Regions from separate parts of the Homo sapiens genome. Here region 1 is linked to region 2. Evidence: chromatin loops called from intact Hi-C (ENCODE). Cell type or tissue: K562. All regions are shown on one strand. Region 1 holds the start of CHPF2 (chondroitin polymerizing factor 2). Region 2 overlaps NOS3 (nitric oxide synthase 3).

The links. Peaks named below come from ENCODE experiments on the same cell type or tissue, not always from the same donor. Only the 100,000 strongest peaks of a DNase experiment are listed, where the experiment ranks them.
Region 1: it touches region 2 in a loop (2.9-fold over the local background); 3 of 110 quality-filtered maps call a loop at or near these places.

The regions. Positions count from the first base shown.
Region 1 is chr7:151,231,386-151,233,885 of GRCh38, forward strand. It overlaps CHPF2 (chondroitin polymerizing factor 2), which reads left to right and starts at 1,098. Exons shown (of 4, transcript NM_019015.3): 1 at 1,098-2,500. RefSeq lists enhancers at 955-1,014, 1,970-2,500 and a silencer at 1,195-1,394. In K562, no CTCF peak of the experiment used is centred here; DNase peaks (open chromatin) are centred at 1,076, 1,894 and 2,236; H3K4me3 peaks cover 2,058 bases.
Region 2 is chr7:151,007,868-151,010,367 of GRCh38, forward strand. NOS3 (nitric oxide synthase 3) reads left to right here. Exons shown (of 27, transcript NM_000603.5): 18 at 1,063-1,195; 19 at 1,322-1,400; 20 at 1,531-1,718; 21 at 2,248-2,420. Among named protein-coding and RNA genes, the nearest start is that of ATG9B, 15 kb to the right of the region's middle. RefSeq lists an enhancer at 878-927. In K562, CTCF peaks have their summits at 1,017 (motif pointing left) and 1,636; DNase peaks (open chromatin) are centred at 414, 934, 1,294, 1,614 and 2 weaker places; H3K4me3 peaks cover 2,295 bases.

The DNA.
Region 1 (2,500 bases), 220 kb after region 2:
TTAAAAATTCAGCACATTTTACACCCCTACAAGATTACTTTGTTTTTTGTATATAAGACACAGGCACATCAGATGATTATAACCAGTTTTTTTTTAACCTATATGAATATTCAGTAGGACATGTGAAAGCTGTGTGGGATCAGGACAGTTTTCTTGTGTGATACCATCTTGCAATGTGCAAGACATGGAGCCTCCTTGGCTCCTCTCCCCCAATCATTTGACAACAAAATTGCCCCGAACATTTCCAAATTGCTCCTTAGGGAGGGTGCCATTCTGGTTGGGGAACCACTGTGGTGGTCTGAATGCTTTACCTGTTCCCTGTTCCCCAGCCTTACCTTGGGCTGTTCTCCCCTCACCAGGCTCAAAGATGCCCTGGGCCTTCCCAGTTCTTCTCCAAGCCAATCTCTTTCCTCTCTCAGGACATTCTGGTGCTCTTTTCTTTGCCTGGAAAACTGTCCACTTCATGTCTGGATAACTTTTCCTGAACCTTTGGATCTCAGCATTGCCAAATTCCCAGTCTAATTTAATACTTTGTTTAGTTTTTCCACAGGACTCTGTGCTTTTCTGCAATGGTACTTATCAGACTGGGATTTCTACCTGTTTTATTCTTGCTATGTCAAGCGTGTTTATTACCTGTCTCCCTCAACTTTCAGTTCCCTGAGAGCAGGGACCATGCCCATCTCGTCCACCGCTTGTTTACCCAGCACTCACGAAGATGCCCGGAACTTAGCATCCTTAGATGAACGTACGTGCCTGGCAAACAACAAACATTTCTTAGGCAACTGAAAGGCTGATGGGATTCCACAGCCAATTGGGAGAAAAGCGCTCTCGAGGGTGGGGGTATGCTTTTTCCAGGGCAGATGGTGTTCAGCCCAAGTTACGGGGCAGCTTTGGTCCACTCTGGATTTGCCTGGATTCGCGTATGTGGGGGCGAACGCGTCTTATCGGGGGGCGGCCGGTTGGGGCCAGGCAGCCCGGATCCCAGCCGAGGAGGTGCGCGGTGCTGAGAGGCCGTGGGAGCGACCATAGAGAACGCGCGGGCGGAGCGAGCGGCCGGATGCGGTCACCATAGAGACGGGTGACTGACAGGCAGCGGAAGAGGAAGCTGCGGACAGGGGCTGTGAGGTGGCAGCGGCTGCAGCGGCGGAGCCGGCGCCTCAGCGGGCACTGGGGTCTGTTCCCCCTTCCCCGTCCCTGCTCCCTGCCAGGCGCGTGCGGGACGCCGCTCTTGGTCCCCACGCCTCCGCCCCGCCCCCTCCCGGGACGCCGGGAGACCCCGGCCGTCCTTTATCCGGTGTCCGCCGGCCCCCGGCCCTGAAACCCGGGCCTCCTCCCCGAGGGCCTTGGGCGTCCCTCCTGGTCCTGCGCTCGCGGCCTCGATGCTGTCTCTGGCGCGGCCTCCGCTCCCGCCGACTGGCCTGAGAACGAGGTCTGTGCCCCAGTCTCCCAGCCGCGACCTCCGACCCCGCCTCGCAGAACGACCCGAGCTGGTCTCCCGAGCCCCCTTCTCAGCAGCCCGGTGACGTGGCCAGTTTATTTCTGTTTTGAGACGAACGGCGAAGACTCGCGTCGGGTCTTCGTTCTAGGGCTAGACTTGGTCTCTGATCGCCGAGAGGTAGCGCAGGGGCTGTGGGCCCCCGGCAGGGGTCCTGTCGGAAGCTGGCCGCGCTTCTGTTTGCGTTCCCAGGACCCTGGCATTGTCTCTAGTTGCTGCTTGTGCTCTCTCTTTGCTTTTGGTTTGCTTCATTTGGCCCCTGGGGCCCTGGTAAAACCAGGCACCGAATCGCTCGCACACAGAGTTCCAGTCCCCGCCTGCTGTCTCCTCAGCAGCTGGGGTTCCGAGGAGAATGCCCTGCAAGATGGCTCCATCGGCCATGGCGCTCCTGAGAGGCTGTCAGTGCTGAGTCACCGATCTACCTCATTCGGGTGGGCAGAACTTATGTGTGCCATGCGAGTGGCTCCAGACCGCTCCTGAGTGGGAGGAGGGGTTCCTGTAGCCGTTGCGTCTTCTCAAACACGGGGAGCAGAGTAGAAAGAGGCTCTGGCCCCTTCCCTTGTGCCCACCGGGCCTGCCGCAGTGGCTCAGCAGCCCCTTCAGTAGCCCGCCTGAGGACCGATGCCAGAGGCAGGCATTCTTCCGGAAAGGCCCACTGAGGCAGGCTCCGGCTCCTCTGGTTGGGGCTGTTGTTTTGATGGATCGTGTGCTTTTCCCTTACCTCTTATCACTTGCTGTCATCTGTTGACTTAGGCCCAGTCTGCAGATGTGTGTAGTGTTCCTTTTTGGGTTAGCTTTGGCAGTATTGAGTTTTACTTCCTCCTCTTTTTAGTGGAAGACAGACCATAATCCCAGTGTGAGTGAAATTGATTGTTTCATTTATTACCGTTTTGGCTGGGGGTTAGTTCCGACACCTTCACAGTTGAAGAGCAGGCAGAAGGAGTTGTGAAGACAGGACAATCTTCTTGGGGATGCTGGTCCTGGAAGCCAGCGGGCCTCGCTCTG
Region 2 (2,500 bases):
TCGGTCTCCCCAGTGCCACACTGTTCAGGGCAGTGCTGCTGTCCCGGGGCCCAGGCTGGAGCTCAGCAGATTTGCCTTGATTGGAGGAGGAGGGCATCCTAGGAGGAGAGGGAGTGGGGGCTACCTCAGGGACGGGGAGGTCAGGCTGCAGAAACACATAGGCCCTGATTGGGAAGAAGGGAACGGAAAATAAGACTTAAAGAATTTAAACAAAAAGAGCCATTGCAGCGGGATGAGACCACATCATCAGGTTTTGGGAATAGGACTTTAGAGGCGTAGGATCCATTACAGCATCACCGAACCAGAAGCAGGAAGGCTGAGCTAAGCAGAGCAGCAGCAGTGGAGATAGGAAGGAAGGGAGGGAGGGGCCGAGGAAGGAAGGAAGAGATATAAGACTTCACACGCACCACAAAAGAAAGATTAACGGGACTTGGTGATATGAGGCTCAGCCAATCACGGGTGAGCCCTGCATTTCAAGCCTGGGACTGGCCCAGCAGTTTTCCAGCTGTGTGCCTGACCAGGAGTAGACGGGATCCACACCCTCCCAGGGATCTGCCCCGTGGGGTCCCCTCTGCCGCCCGAATTGTGCGTCCCTTCCCAGGAGCACTTACTATCTGCACGCACTTTGTGGAAAGCTAAGGGCTTTACATAAAGTATCTCATTTAATCTTCACCAGAACACAATGAGGTGTAAAGATGGGGAAACTGAGGCATGTCACTGTAAGTACGGGATTCGGAATTTGAATGCAGGTCTGAACACACAGACGCCTTCACAGAGCTACCGTGTGCCAAGCACTATGCTTCTCGGATCACGGGATTAACACGCACCAGATAAGGAACGATGCACCAATCAGGACGTGCAGAGAAAGAGCCAGCCGGGTCCCTGGGCCCAGCGGCCAATCCATGAAATGGGCTGGCGGAAAAGGTGCTGTCCTTGGCGCCGGCCTCAGCCACTGGGGCTGCCAACCCCCCAGGAGCAAGACGCAGTGAAGCCGCCCAGGCGCCTCACTAGGGCGACCCCTGGTGGCGGGAGGTCCTCAGCCCTCACCGGCCTGTCCCGCAGGCCGCCTGTGAGACCTTCTGTGTGGGAGAGGATGCCAAGGCCGCCGCCCGAGACATCTTCAGCCCCAAACGGAGCTGGAAGCGCCAGAGGTACCGGCTGAGCGCCCAGGCCGAGGGCCTGCAGTTGCTGCCAGGTGGGCCCTGCCCTCACCCTAACCCGGCTGGTTCTCTGAGGCCCCCACACCCCGGGACTAAAGCACTCTGGGGCCAGGCCCTGCTCCCTAGCTCAGGCTGCCTCATTTGCCCCTCCCCGCCCCCAGGTCTGATCCACGTGCACAGGCGGAAGATGTTCCAGGCTACAATCCGCTCAGTGGAAAACCTGCAAAGCAGCAAGTCCACGTGAGGACGACGGCTTTACCGCCCCCCCACCCCTGTCCTGAACACCCTGACCCTGGACCCTCCTCCTCCCACATTCTCCCGCCCCCACCCCTCTCTGACTCCCCATAAGTGCCCCTCTCCCCACCCCCAGGAGGGCCACCATCCTGGTGCGCCTGGACACCGGAGGCCAGGAGGGGCTGCAGTACCAGCCGGGGGACCACATAGGTGTCTGCCCGCCCAACCGGCCCGGCCTTGTGGAGGCGCTGCTGAGCCGCGTGGAGGACCCGCCGGCGCCCACTGAGCCCGTGGCAGTAGAGCAGCTGGAGAAGGGCAGCCCTGGTGAGGGGCAGCCTGGGAAGCAACAGGGCACACCAGCCCCATGCCCAGCCCCACCCCCGGCCCCAGGCCTCCAGGAGCTCAGGACCCGACCCAGGGGGTGGCCACCTCCTCCACAGCTCAGCAGGCAGGCTCAGAGCTGGCTGTGCTGCCCACTGCCGGGCTGGCCTTGTTGCTGGACCATCCCCACACCCTCAAATGCACCCCCACCAAAAGGCTGTCCCCTCCCTCTGGGCTCCTCTCCGAGGCTCCCCTAGCAATCTAGCTTGCTCTGGAGCTGGCACTGGGGCTATTTGCTGCCACATCAATGCCTGGGCTTTATTTAAAATAAGGGGGTGGAGTCAGAGGCAGAGGAGCCCAGACCAACCCAGTCCGGCCAGGGGCCCCCGAACAATACACTGAGGCTACCTAGACAGGCCGACCCCGCTGCTCAAGGGCAGGCTCTCTAACAGTCACCAAAACACAAACATCAGCCCAGGTACTGCAGTCCTGCTGGGCCCTGTCCTCAGAGCTCCCTGTGCACTATCCCCAGGTGGCCCTCCCCCCGGCTGGGTGCGGGACCCCCGGCTGCCCCCGTGCACGCTGCGCCAGGCTCTCACCTTCTTCCTGGACATCACCTCCCCACCCAGCCCTCAGCTCTTGCGGCTGCTCAGCACCTTGGCAGAAGAGCCCAGGGAACAGCAGGAGCTGGAGGCCCTCAGCCAGGTTGGGGGCCACCCCAATGAGGCACAGGGGCTAGAGAGACGGGATGAGCTGGGGGGACCCCAGTGGCAGGAAACCCCCAT